3 separate regions of the Homo sapiens genome follow, and regions 2 and 3 are each linked to region 1. Evidence: chromatin contacts called from ENCODE Hi-C or POLR2A ChIA-PET data. All regions are on one chromosome and are shown on one strand. Each heading gives the region's core, a stretch centred on a gene start or an enhancer-like site at or near the end of the contact. The rest is flanking DNA. Distances are from core to core; before and after follow the strand shown.

Evidence for each region. Hi-C counts contacts between places; a loop is a spot of excess contacts on that map. ChIA-PET counts read pairs that join two places held with the same protein, here RNA polymerase II (POLR2A). Pooled maps may share reads with other maps.
Region 2: a loop to region 1 is called in a pooled map, with 28 times the contacts of the local background. The contact joins the promoter of EXOSC5 here to the promoter of AKT2 in region 1. A Hi-C loop is called at or near these places in 7 of 50 pooled maps.
Region 3: a loop to region 1 is called in a pooled map, with 11 times the contacts of the local background. The contact joins the promoter of TGFB1 here to the promoter of AKT2 in region 1. A Hi-C loop is called at or near these places in 2 of 37 single-sample maps with no recorded cell type and 7 of 50 pooled maps. POLR2A ChIA-PET finds 5 or more read pairs at or near these places in 1 of 52 experiments (PC-9).

What each region holds. Positions count from the first base shown.
Region 1 is chr19:40,283,054-40,287,648 of GRCh38, forward strand. It overlaps AKT2 (AKT serine/threonine kinase 2), which reads right to left and starts at 2,292. Exons shown (of 14, transcript NM_001626.6): 1 at 2,128-2,292. RefSeq lists enhancers at 1,317-1,456, 2,613-3,444 and a silencer at 1,827-2,326.
Region 2 is chr19:41,395,686-41,400,280 of GRCh38, forward strand. EXOSC5 (exosome component 5) reads right to left here and starts at 1,674. Exons shown (of 6, transcript NM_020158.4): 1 at 1,496-1,674. The coding sequence starts at 1,643. It overlaps BCKDHA (branched chain keto acid dehydrogenase E1 subunit alpha), which reads left to right and starts at 2,133. Exons shown (of 9, transcript NM_000709.4): 1 at 2,133-2,250. The coding sequence starts at 2,143. RefSeq lists a silencer at 1,597-1,885 and enhancers at 1,644-2,316, 1,882-2,161, 2,317-2,988.
Region 3 is chr19:41,352,672-41,357,266 of GRCh38, forward strand. It overlaps TGFB1 (transforming growth factor beta 1), which reads right to left and starts at 1,251. Exons shown (of 7, transcript NM_000660.7): 1 at 19-1,251. The coding sequence starts at 373. It overlaps B9D2 (B9 domain containing 2), which reads right to left. Exons shown (of 4, transcript NM_030578.4): 4 at 1,746-2,342. The coding sequence ends at 2,029. RefSeq lists silencers at 1-263, 424-503, 804-873, 1,024-1,553 and enhancers at 1,554-1,703, 1,627-2,128.

The DNA of each region.
Region 1 (4,595 bases), core at 1,042-3,541:
TGTTTTGAGACTTAAGTGAGATCACATGTACAAAAGCCCTGTCACACGCCTGGCATGGGGTGAATGCTATAAACACTGGGCATCCACTAGCTCTGGAAATGATCTGCCTCTCTGAGATGCTGTTTTCTCATCTAAAAGGGAGAGCATAACAACAGCGCCTACCGCTCTAGAATTCAAGTATTCAGCAAGTTTATCTATATGAAGCATTCCAAACAGTGTGTGGCCCACAGAATGCACTCAGTTACTGTCAGCCATCAATTTCATGATTACTGTTTTCACTGCCACTGTTAGCCCCATCAGGCAAACCCTCTAAAAGCTGGCAGGAGAGGACCAGAGGAACAAACCCCTAGTGGAGAAAGATTCTACAGAGTCGCCGCTGCCTCACAGACTGTGGGACCTTTCTCTCCAGGAACCACGAGCCACGGAAGCCAGTCAGCTTGGAAGTCACTGCTGCGGACTAGGGGCAACCATCTGCCCCCTCTGACCACATCACCAGCCCAGGTCTGCTGGGTCAATCAGGGACTGCAGCCAGTCCTCTGGGAACTCCAGACCCAGAGCAAAGGCTACAGGGCAAGCCAAGGTCATGATCTGGCCTAGGGAGCAGGGACACTGGCCACAGACCTCTGGGGCTGGCTGCTCCCAGCACCAGCCCACAGACCACAATAAGACACCAGATCCATGGGGGATCTGACTGTCCCAAGCCCTTCAGAGCAGCCTTCCTCCCTGGGCCAGGCTGGGCCAGGGGCACCCCCACTCCAAGTCCCCTTGGCCTATGCAAAGAGGAACAGCTGGGAAAACAGCTCCCGGCCTCACTGCAAGGCCAACTGTTACTGCCTTGGTGGGGAGTGTAAACATGATGTGTGACCGAGCTGGTAACTGGGAGACACAAACAGCTTCGTGGCCAGCGACAGAGGAGCATGTAGTGGTCTGCGTTGGTTCCTGGACCCTTCACATCCACTGCCAACCAAGTTCAGCCCACGAGTGAACTCCTGCTGCTTCTCTGGGAAGGTAGGAGTGGATGAAGTTGAAAAGCAGCCCATTGGAGGCTCTAGTTACTCCAGCCCAGGCGTCTTGCTGAGCCCCAAGAGGTCTCCAAATGAGAGGAAGAGGTCCTCACAATCCCAAGATCAAGATGCCCCCAGAGAGCTTCCCTGGGGGGAAGAGGTGTTCCCCCAAACACTCCTTCCTCCCAAGTTTTAACAAGCGGGTGCAGGGGCACGGCTCCTCAAATCCAAGCCCAATCCCTCTTCCTCTTCAGAATGTTAAGGCTCAGACAACTTCAGTGACTTCTAACACAGCTTTCCTCCCTCCCCTATGGAAGGAAAGAACTGTTACTGCCTGGTAAATAATCTGAGAGGGTAATGGAATCCAGAGCAGCACCTCCATGGTCCAAAGCACCCCAGTAACCATGACGTTCCCTCCAGAGTCGTTAAGAAGTTCAATAAAGGCTGAGATCAGTGTAAACCCCCAACGCCACACACGTCAAATACAGGAAACAGAAACCCCTCCTCACCAATCGGCATCACAGTCCTCCCAAAATACGCCCCTAAAACCCACTAGGGCCTGTCCCGCCCCGTCCCAGTCCCTTAAAGATCACAAACATCACAGTCCTCTGATTTGGGTTCCCCTACGTTCTAAGCAGGGCTCCCCCAACGCCGTGGTGATATAACCCAGCCACAGTTGGGGAAGCATCCTCCCCAGAAGCCCCCACCCCTGTAAATACAGCACAGCAACGGCTTCCACAGCGCCAAAAAGGTACAGCCCTCTACACTTGATGCGGCGCGCCCCCTCGATAGCTTAGCCCGCGCACGCCAGGCTCGATCTGCCCGCCGCGCCCGAAAGGTCCAGCCCCCGGCCCGCGCACGCTGCGGCCTGCGCTCCCCGTCCCGCAAACTTGCAGCGCTCCCCCCACCGCCTCAGTGGTATGGCCCGCCGCCACCGCCCCGGCCCCCCGAGGCTGGTCCCACCGCCCCCGCTCGGCCACCCCCACTCAGCTCCTGAAGGAGGGGCTCGAGGGCCGCGGTCCCCCCGCCGGGCACGGGTGGTACAGCCCATCGCGGCACCGCGGGGGGCCCGGACGCGACCATCGTGGGGGGGGCGTTCGGGGACACGCGCTGGCGCACTCACCTGTCACCGGCAGCCGCCCAGCCTCTCCGGCGGGGCTCTACCCCCGCCCATCGCCACGCTGCGCTGGTTCCCTTTCCTTGTGTTTCCCGGCAGCGGCAACGGCGCCGGCAGCGGCAGCGGCGGCGGCGACGCCTCCTCCGAGGCAGGCCCAACGGCTAGCACGGCGCGGCCCCCCCCGCCCCCTCCCCCCAGCCCCCGCTTACCGCCCCCTCCCACCCTCTGGACGGAAATACCGCCCTCTCGCGCCACAAACAGGAAGTGACGTACAAAGAGCCAGAGACGAACTCTGAGAGAGCGAGAGCGCAAGAGCAGGGCAGAGAAGGAGGCGGGCTCACAGCAGGGCGCCTGCGCACATTAGACAACTTTGGGCCTGTGTGGGTTAGAGATGGGCCTCGCTAGGCCGTGGGGCGGAAAGGCGAGATGGGGCTACGCAGGCGCACTAGGACTCCGACGTCTGCTTTCCCTAGGGCCTAGCCGTAGTGATTATTTCCCGGCAGCCCCTAGTCCGTATTTACATACGCTTTGATCTTGTTTTACTCAGTTCTGGGTTCTGACGCTCTTAAAGGACCCCGGAGCGGGAGTTAGTTAGGAGGGGTTTCCTTTTCAGTGTGCTCGTCATGGTTGAGCTCAGGCTCTGAAGCCACACAACCCCAGACTTGAATTTCCTCCTTTCTGGTGACTGTGGGCAGAAGGCTTGACCGTTTTCTGTGCCTCAGTATCCACATCTGCTAAATGGAAACAATCATCGCTGTGTCGCTGGCTTTTGAACCATTTTAATGTAAACAAAACGGTTTTTACCAATTAGTTCATTACTGCAAGATATTAATGCCACCTGCTCTCATCGTACATATTCCAGTGAATCTGGGATATAACATTTTATAATGCAACTTGGGCCCATAAAGGCCTTAAAATCACCCTGCGGCCGGGCGCGGTGGCTCACTCCTGTAATCCTAGCACTTGGGGAGGCCAAGGCAGACGGATCATGAGGTCAGGAGTTCGAGACAGCCTGGCCAACATAGTGAAACCCCGTCTCTACTCAAAATACAAAAAAAAAAAAAAAAGCCGGGCATGTCGGTGTGTGCCTGTAATCCCAACTACTTGGGAGGCTTGAGGCAGGAGAATCGCGTGAACCCGGGAGGCAGAGGTTTCAGTGAGCCGAGATCATGCCATTGCACTCCGGCCCGGGCGACAGTGCAAGTCTCCGTCTCAAAAAAAAAAAAAAAAAAGAAAAGAAAGAAAAAAGAAAAAAAATGACCCTGCAAGAAAAGAGCTTTGCACAGATCCTAATCCGTATATTAGCTAGTATACTGGACAGCTGTGAGACATCTGGCTCCCAGCCCCTCCTCTCTCATAGGGGATTGTGCTGCCTCCTGAATTTGGGTTCCAGTATGCCATATAACTTGGCAATTGTATGCATTGGTAAGTGAGAAAAATGCCTGACTGAGAGTTGAATCCTGGGTCCACCTCAGTCTGTGAGAGTGTTTCAGGCAAATCCTGCTGAGGGTTCGGCTTTCGTTTTCTGAGACGTAAACCTAATGCTGGAACTAGCCCTTTCTTATTTGGTTTCTAGCTTGGAACTTGCTGCTTGGTATTCCTAATTCCCGGTCTTCCCCATCAGTCGGTGTTAATAACTCTGACCAATGCCTCCCCCTTCACAGCCCTAACCATTTTCATCTATTACTGTCTGGTGACAGGTCTGTTTCCCCCACTGCACAGGAAACACAGTAAAGGAAGAGACCAAGACTGTCTCAGAGATCAGTGTGTATCCAACATTGCCCAGAGTGGGCTCTTGCAGAATGTTTGTTTCAAGCATTAGCCCTTCTGCCCTAATCTAGACTCAAGGTTACTGTGACCAACCCTCTTCACTCCTGTCCACACTGAACAGCTCACAGGCCATTCCCCTACGTCTAAGTCTCCCCTGGGCCAACTTGAATCCTAGCCCCTCCTAGGGCACTTAATTATGACACACTGAGATCTCACTGAAACCACCCATGTGCTTGTGTATAAACTCCTTGCAGCACTGGTAGTCAAGGGCAGTGGCTTTCTCTTTTTTTTTTTTTTTTTTTTTGAGACTCACTGCATCGCCAGGCTGGAGTGCAGTGGCGAGATCTTGGCTCACTGCAACCTCTGCCCTCTGCCTCCCAGGTTCAAGCGATTCTCCTGCCTCGGCCTCCTGAGTAGCTGGGATTACAGGCACGCGCCAACACGCCCAGCTAATTTTTTTGTATTTTTAGTAGAGAGGGGGTTTCACCATGTTGGCCAGGATAGTCTCCATCTCTTGACCTCGTGATCCACCTGCCTTGGCCTCCCAAAGTGCCGGGATAACAGGTGTGAGCCACTGCACCCGGCTCTTTCTGGTTTTGGTTTTTTATTGTTTTTTTGAGACAGGGTTTCACCCCCTCCGTCACCGAGGTTGAAATGCAGTGGCACAATCTCAGTTCACTGCAACCGACACCTCCCATGCTCAA
Region 2 (4,595 bases), core at 424-2,923, 1.1 Mb after region 1:
TGGGCGTTCCTTCTGAGTCTCCTTTGCTAGCTTGTCACATGTCTCTGACTGCTCAAGTTGGAAGGCCTAGGGCTTGGTCCTGGGACCTCTTCTCTTTTCCATCTACACTCACTTCGTTCAGGCAATAGCCTGAAATACCATCTATATAGCCAGAGAGTTCCAAATTGCCTATGTCCAGCTTGGGTCTCTCTTCTGATTTCCAGACTTGTACAGATCTGGGCAGAAACCTTAGTTATGCCTGAATCTTTTTCCTCGCACTCAAACCAAACTATACGTAAGTTTTGTCCGTATTACTTTCAAACTACATCCAGAATCTCATCACCTCCACTACTCCTGCTCTGGCTGGAGCCACCATCACCTCCCTGTTTTCCCCCATACTCCCCACAATCAACACAGCAGCCAAATTTTGTTAAAATGTATTGGGGCTGGGCGTGGTGGCTCATACCTGTATGAGCACTTTGGGAGGAGGATTGCTTGAGCCCAGGAGTTCAAGACCAACCTGGGTGACATCGTGAGACGCTGTCTCAATTTTTTTTTTTTTTGAGACAGAGTCTTGCTTTGTCGCTCACGCTGGAGTACAATGGCACGATCTCGGCCCACTGCAACTTCTGCCTCCCAGGTTCAAGTGATTGTCCTGCCTCAGCCTCCCGAGTAGCTGGGATTACAGGCGCCCGCCACCATGCCTGGCTAGTTTTTGTATTTTTAGTAGAGACAGGGTTTCGCCATGTTGGCCAGGCTGGTCTCGAACTCCTGACCTCAGGTGAGCCACAGGTCTTGGCCTCCCAAAGTGTGGGGATTACAGGCGTGAGCCACCGCCCCCGGCCTCCCGTCTCAAACGTTAAAGAGAAATATTCTTGGAGTTAATCTACTTCTGAGAGTTATTTAGCTAGGAAAAGGGGATATTTGCTCTATAGGTAAGACTTGCCCTAATCTTTTTTTTTTTTTTTTTTTTGACTTGCCCTAATCTTAGGGATATTTACTTGTGTGGAGAGATGCAGTGAGGTAGCGGTGGGGATGTATTTCTCAACCCAGCGCAATGACATTATCTTCAATTTGAGGAGTATTTACGTGGGTGAAAGATCCGCCACAGTCCACAGTATGCAAATAGACAGGTTTGCTTCAGTCCGGGATGCAAGGACCTAGAGGGTGTGTGTGTGGGGGGTGGGGGTGGGAGGGTGGAGGAGGAATCGAGTTAAGGGGGATATTTACCCTGGCGAGGTGATTTTCCCTATTCTGAAATATCAATTCTTGGGCGGACAGTCTGCCCCTCCTCTCATTCTCAGAGATAGTTACAAAGATGGAACTATCTTCTCCTTTCTAGTCGTGAGGGAGAGATGTGTGTATCCCTGCGTATTTAGTAGTATTCAATCGGACAAGAAATCATGCATCAACGCAGGAGTGACATTTACCAGCTGGTATCGTGAGGAGGTGGGCACTCGGTTGCACAGTACACGGTAGTCCCTCTCCAAAAGAAAGACCTGGGTGAAGTTCTTACCTTGCAGGAAGGAAGCAGAGCCATCTGGCCGCGACAGCAGGTTCTGTTCGCAGGCAAAGTGCCGGAGGCTGCAGCCAGGACCCCGAGGGCTGGACCCTGTTCCATTTTCAGCACGGATTTTGGCGTCAGTATGCGTCTCCTCCTCCATCGCGCCGAGCCCACGTGCGGCTGCAGTTGTCACTTCCGCCTGGCAGCGCGCGCCGCAAACAGGCTGCGTAACCAGTGCGCACGCGCCGGGCTGGGCCATCCTCCTGGGCGTCCGCACGTGGCTTAGCGTTTACCAACAATCTGGCTCCGCCCAGTCCCACCTCCTAACTCTGGCAACGCCATTGGACATTTGGGAACAGAAGGCAGGCCTTGGCATTGATCCGCTTTACTCTGGGCCCCCGGGCCCTAAATCCCTGAGGCCCTGGTCAGGTTGCCCTCTTCTTTGCCTGTTACAGGAGTAACTACAATGAGGCGATTGGAGAAAATTTTGGGTAGATAGATTTTTTTTTCTCCAAATCTCTGTGCATTCTATCTACCACAGAACGGGAAGAAGATGGTTTTCTTGTCAGATGGTGCTGGAGTTTGCGTCAGGCACATAAAGAGGCAGCCCCGAATCTAGCCTACGTGAGTGCCGGACCGCTGAGTGGTTGTTAGCCAAGATGGCGGTAGCGATCGCTGCAGCGAGGGTCTGGCGGCTAAACCGTGGTTTGAGCCAGGCTGCCCTCCTGCTGCTGCGGCAGCCTGGGGCTCGGGGACTGGCTAGATCTGTGAGTACCTGGGCCCCAGGCGGTTTTCCCAAAGGGGATTAGGGATGTAAAGGCTATCTTCAGAGTGTGGGGTCCCTGAAGGATATGAAGGAAGGGCTGTCACAAAAGGGAAAAAGAGTGGGAGACTCCTTGGAGAAGACACCGAAGGGAAGATCTGCCACTTCCTTAGGAGACGAAAAGAACTTCCACTTCTTTAGGAGAGGAAAAAACCCGTTTGCAACTTCTTTGTGGGCCCTGAGGGAGACGACTTGAAGAGAGAGATGGGGGTTCCTTATTAGCTGCCACTGGTATTCAGGGGAGGCTCCTTGGAGGAACAGGGGAAGACCGCAAGACCTTCTCCCTCAGGGTTTGGAGAATGAAACTGACTTTGTAAGGGAGGGACTTTCTTCTGGGCAAAGATCCCTCTTCAAGAAGAAGAAAGAAGAGAACAGGTCCCTGTCACAGGCTGCATAGGGCCTTGTATTTCTTTGCTCCTTTGCCACAATTCTGATTTTAAAATGAATTGTGTAAAAAATTTGTTTGATTCCTGTGTCTCTTGATCGAATATCAAGACAGAGAATTCGTGTGTTCTGGACACTGTACAGAGGAGACGATTAATATTTGTTGAATTAATGAGGGGAAAAAAGGAGGGAGAGAGGTACAGACAGGGCACTTTGCCCACATTTCTTAGAAACACTTGAGAAGGCTTTGTTTCTTGTCAAAAGGGTCACAATCCCTTCAGGTGGATGCTGCTAAGGGCAAGATTACACTGCAAAAAACCTAGGTGGAAGCCTATCTTTAGACGGGGAGAGGCAATGGGTTGCAGAAGAGCTTTGAACTACAGTTGACAGATAGGAGAGTAGTGGTTACATGGGTGGATGCATGTCCTTGCTCTGCCGCTTTCCACTTGTGTAGCCTTGGCCAACGGACTGCACTTCTCTGGATCTATGGAGCTAATTTTCCTCTCTAAAATATTAACAGTGGCCACCTCATAGGGCTGTGAAAAATCAATATGTAAAATGCTAAGGACTGGACCTGGCACATCCTAAGGGCAATAGGAATGTTGATAGTGAGGGTGGAGGGAAGGGACAGAAACTAACCTTGGAGATGGGGAGAAGAAAGGGGTGACCTTGGGAAGGCCTGGATTGGTGAGGCCCTGGGGAAAAAAATCTGAAAAGATATTGTGAGGTTGAGTCTGATCCTCTGATCCCCAATCCATAAGGAGGGGAAGATGGAATCTGTAGAAAGAAGCTCTGGGTAGGGGAACAAACGGGAGGAGGGTGAAGAAGATGGGCCAGGAGTAGGACGTAGTAGGTATCTAGGAACGGAGTCACTTGAAACAGGTAAATACAGAAGGGCTGCAGGAGCAAGGTGTGGGTAGGGCAGTCTCTTGCCTTTGGGCTGGAGACCTTTTCACTTTTTTTTTTTTTTTTTTTTTTGAGCAGTTCATATCCTCCACAGCTGATCTCAGTCCCAGGGGCCCATTGGCTGGGCAAGTGGGGCAGGAGGTGGGCAGGACTGGGGCAGGCTAGGGAAAGGTCATTTATGGCTGATTAAATCTTTCTCTCCTGTCTCAATCTCTTGATTACCTTTCCTCTTGCTTCCCCTACTTCATTTTTGGTGGGGAGTGGGGAGGGAAGAAGTCCCTACTTTTTATTTATATATATTTAAATTTGTATTATCTTAAGAGTTATTGTTTTTTCCCCTTTATTTCTCCCACCTGTTCTTTCTCTCTTCTTCTTTCTTTCCTCTCCTTCTCCTCTCCTCTCCTCCCCTCTCCTTTTTCTTTTCTTTTCTTTTTCCCTTTCCTTTCCTTTCCTTTTCTCTTCTCTTTTCTCTCTCTCTTTCTTTCTGTACCTCTCTTTCCTTTTTCTTTTTTTTTCTTTTTTGAGACAGAGTTTCACTCTCTCGCCTAGGCTGGAGTGCAGCAGCATGATCTTGACTTACTGCAATCTCTGCCTGCCGAGTTCAAGCAATTCTCCTGCCTCAGCCTCCCTAGTAGCTGGGATTACAGGCATGCACTATCACGCCTGGCTAATTTTTGTATTTTTGGTAGGGACGAGGTTTCACCATGTTGTCCAGGCTGGTCTCGAACTTCTGGCCTCAAGTTCCGCCTGTCTTGGCCTCCAAAAGCATGAGCCACTGCGCCTAGCCTTTTCTTTTTTTGAGACAAGGTCTCACTCTGTCACCCAGGCTGGAGTGAGTGCAGTGGTGTGATCATGGCTCACTGCAGCCTCAACCTCCTGGGCTCAAGCAATCCCCCCACCTCCACCTCCTAAGTAGCTGGGACCACAGGCACGTGCTACTACGCCTGGCTAATTTTTAATTTTTTTTTTTTTTTTTGAGACGGAGTCTTGCTCTGTCAC
Region 3 (4,595 bases), core at 1-2,500, 1.1 Mb after region 1:
CTGCCCCTCCGAGCTCACCGTTGTGGGTTTCCACCATTAGCACGCGGGTGACCTCCTTGGCGTAGTAGTCGGCCTCAGGCTCGGGCTCCGGTTCTGCACTCTCCCCGGCCACCCGGTCGCGGGTGCTGTTGTACAGGGCGAGCACGGCCTCGGGCAGCGGGCCGGGCGGCACCTCCCCCTGGCTCGGGGGGCTGGCGAGCCGCAGCTTGGACAGGATCTGGCCGCGGATGGCCTCGATGCGCTTCCGCTTCACCAGCTCCATGTCGATAGTCTTGCAGGTGGATAGTCCCGCGGCCGGCCGGCCAGGCGTCAGCACCAGTAGCCACAGCAGCGGTAGCAGCAGCGGCAGCAGCCGCAGCCCGGAGGGCGGCATGGGGGAGGCGGCGCCCCCCGGCACTGCCGAGAGCGCGAACAGGGCTGGTGTGGTGGGGAGGCCCCGCCCCTGCAGGGGCTGGGGGTCTCCCGGCAAAAGGTAGGAGGGCCTCGAGGGAAAGCTGAGGTCCTCAGGGAGAAGGGCGCAGTGGTGGAGGGGAGGCTTGGACCGGGGGTGTCTCAGTATCCCACGGAAATAACCTAGATGGGCGCGATCTGGTACCAGAAGGTGGGTGGTCTTGAATAGGGGATCTGTGGCAGGTCGGAGAGAGATCCGTCTCCTGGAGGAGAAAGGGTCTAGGATGCGCGGGGGCTCAGGAGACAGGCCGGGGATGAAGGCGGCGTGCAGGGGGTGCGCCCGAGGTCTGGGGAAAAGTCTTTGCGGGAGGCCGGGTCGGCGACTCCCGAGGGCTGGTCCGGAATGGGGGCGCCTGAGGGACGCCGTGTAGGGGGCAGGGAGGGAGCAAGCGTCCCCGGCGGCAAAGGGAGGCGGTCTGGGGTCCCCAAGTCCTGCCTCCTCGCGGGGCAGCGTCGCGCCAAGAGGTCCCCGCGCCTCCGGCTCCCAGCGGCAACGGAAAAGTCTCAAAAGTTTTTTTCCTCTTCTCCCGACCAGCTCGTCCCTCCTCCCGCTCCTCCTCCCCCTCCTCCCCGCAGTGGCGGGGGCGGCGGCGGCTCGTCTCAGACTCTGGGGCCTCAGGCTGCTCCTCGGCGACTCCTTCCTCCGCTCCGGGCCGAGGCCGGCCCCGCGGGCGGCTCAGAGCCGGGGGGGTGCCCCGGACGGGGCGTCCCCCCTGCCCCCGGCCGGGGCCCTCGCTGTCTGGCTGCTCCGCGGAGGGAGGTGGGAGGGAGATGGCCCAGGGCGCGAAGGGCGGCGGCGGCGGGGACCGGCTGGGTCGGCAGGGGGTTTTGAAGCCGCCCCCGGCCCCACCCAGGAAGCGCACGGGGCGGGAGCGGGGGCGGCCCCCAGGGGGAGGGCATGGGGGGGCTGGGCCACCGTCCTCATCTCGCGTGGGCGGGCTCCGAGGGGGGTCCCTTCAGCCCTGGGGGAAAGGGGGCGGGCACCCCGGCTCCGCCCCGCAAACAGGGTGCTGCCTCCTGGCGGCCAAGCGCCACCAAAGCGGGTGATCCAGATGCGCTGTGGCTTTGCGGGCGGTGTGGGTCACCAGAGAAAGAGGACCAGGCGGAGAAGGCTTAATCCGGGGGATGAGACACAGGGGAGCCGACCAGAGGAGGGGGACCCAGAACGGAAGGAGAGTCAGGCTGGGAAACAAGGTAGGAGAAGAGGGTCTGTCAACATGGGGGCCTCCGGAGGGTGTCAGTGGGAGGAGGGGGCAACAGGACACCTGAAGGATGGAAGGGTCAGGAGGCAGACACCTGTAAGAATTGCTCTCCTTTACTGAGCACCTCCCATGTGGCTAAGCAGCCTCCTGTCACTCAACACCCTGCGACCCCATACATTTACTGTCCCCAATTTACAGATAGGGAAACTGGGCCCAGAGGGACCCCGAGGTCCTAGAAAGGACAGAAGCGGTGCCATGCCTTAGCTGGGGTCAGCTCTGACAGTCTCTAGAGTCTGTGCTCTTGACCACTGTGCCATCCTCCCCCATCACTGGGTGTCCGGGGTGTGGATGGTGGTGACGTTGGAGGCAGAGTCCCTCAGCACTCCACGCCGTAGCGGTCGAAGTTGCGGAGCAGCAGGCCGATCTCCAGGTGCACGGTGCCACCAGCAGCTGTGTGCAGGCGATAGCGGTCGGCCCCACTGTAGATGGTGTCCCCATGCAGCAGCTGCGGCCCACCACCCACGAAAGCCCGTGCCAACTGTTCTCGCCAACTGCCCAGGGGCCGCCACGTGGGGCAGGCCAGCTGGTGGGTGCCCGGGCTACTGGGCACATGGCAAAATCCATAGCCTGCAAGCTGGCAGCGGCCAAAGCTGTCCTGGGACCACACCTGGAAATGGAGCCGGGGCCAGCCTGCAGGAAAGGAGAGAGAGGGGAAAGGAGGGATGGGTGGGGACCAGACTCCTGCTGATTCCCCACTCCCTGATACTCACTGGAGACCCCAGGCCCAGTCTTTTCCTCTCTGGGTTTCTGTCCCAGAGTTTCCAACCCAGCCTCCTTTCTAGGCTCCCACCGTCTTATCTATCCCCACACAGCAGCCAAAGTGATCTTTCCAAATCCATGTTACTCCCCTGCTAAGGATCCTTCCATAGCTCCCCAGTGCCCTCAGTATAAAGTCCAACCTCTTCAACATTCAAGGCCCTTCTAATCAGACCTCTGCTGAATTTCCTCTCTGTGTTATCCTCCTCCATGACCCCATGTCAGGGCAGCCCATTGCTCCTCCAGTCCCCAGGTAACCATCATGGGCCTTGTCAGGGACACCTCCTGCCTTCCCTCATGTCCCTGCCCTGCTCTCTTTGGGCCCAGGGCCTTCTTTCTTGCCCCTCTCTAATCCACCTTCCACCTGGCATCTGGAAGCATCTTTCTCTCCTTCCATAGCTTTGCCCATGTCCTCAGAACACAGTTCAGCTCCTCAGTCTGGTAGTCAAAGCCCTTGGAGATCCAGCCCCATCTCATCTCATGCTGATCCCTTCTCCTGTGCTAGACTCTGTTCTAGCTAGCTGGGGACACGGCAGACATGAACATGGATGGCAGACAAAAATTCCTGCCCCCGTGAAGCTGATATCCTAGACAACGAATGTAGTAAATAAGCAAATTATAGGGTAGATCAGATGGTGGTAATTGCTGTGAGGGAAAACAGAGCTGGGTAGGGTGAGGGTGGGGATACCGCTTTAGCAAGAAGGGGATCAAGGAAGCTTCATTAAGAAGGTGACATTTGAGCAAATGCTAAAAGGAAGGAAGGGAGTAGGCCATGTGGCCATCTAGAGGAAGAGTGCTCCTAGCCAGAGGGAACAGCAAGTGCCAAGGCCCTGGGGGGGGACTGTCTGGTGGGGACAGTATGGCTGGAGCCCAGACGGAGTGTGCCTGGTGGGGACAGCATGGCTAGAGCAGAATGAGGTGGGGAGACGGGAAGGAGGTGCCAGCCTGGTTGTGGAGAGCCTTGTGATGCATGCTAAGACTATGGCTTTCACCCTGAGTGAGATGGGGACCATTGGAGGGTTCTGAGCAGAGCAGAGATGGGACCTGACTTAGGTGTTCACAGGGTCCCAGCTGCATGTGGGGTGCAGACCAGGGGGGTTGGGGAAGGGGACTCCAGAGACAAGATTCTTGTCATAGTCCATGTGAGAGAAGAACTTGGACAGATCAAGGTGCTGGGCGAGAAAAGGGTAAGAAGTGGGATTTAGGATGTATTTCAAAAGTAGAGGCAGTTTAAGATTTCCTGATGGACAAAATGGGGGCTTGAGAAAAGAGAAAGCAAGGCTGGTGCCACCACTGGGGGACTGGAGGCCCCAAGAGCTGAAAGGTTAGAGCTGCCCACCTCACCCACACAGCACCGGAAAGATTTTTTTTTTCCCCAGCTCCAGCTTAAAAGACAGAAAGATTATTTAAAAGTGAAATCTCAGCCAGGCGCGGTGGCTCATGCCTGTAATCCCAGCACTTTGGGAGGCCGAGGCAGGTGGATCACCTGAGGTCAGGAGTTCGAGACCAGCCTGACCACCTTGGTGAAACGCCATCTCTATTAAAAAAAAAAAAGGCAAAAATTAGCCAGATGTGGTGGCACGTGGCTGTAGTCCCAGCTACTCGTGAGGCTGAGGCAGGAGAATTGCTTGAACCTGGGAGGCAGAGGTTGCAGTGAGCTGAGATCTTGCCACTACACTCCAGCCTGGGCAACAGAGTGAAACTCTGTCTCCAAAAAAAAAAAGGTGAAATCTCACTTGTCCATTACCTGCTCTGGCTCCCAAGTGCCTTCAGGAGATGGCCTCAGCTCCTCAGCCTGGCACTCAAGGCCCTGCATGGCCTGTCCCCTTCTGCCTTTCCCCTCTGCCGTCCCGCTCTCCCTCAATCCACTAGATGCCCTTGGCTCACTTTCCCCTTTGAGTCTTCCACGTAGCTCCCTCTGCCTAGAACCTTCTTCTATCCCTCTGCCTTATTAGCTCCGCTGGCCCTTCACAGCAAAGTTCAGAAGCCCCCTCCTCCAGGAAGCCCTCTCTGACCTCCCTGACAGAGTCAGCCACTTCCTCTGGGCTCCCACAGCCTCTCCAAATCACCTATCTTAGTCCTGCCCACTCTGAGGTGCCACTGTCTGGAGAGAGGTGTGTCCCCCCA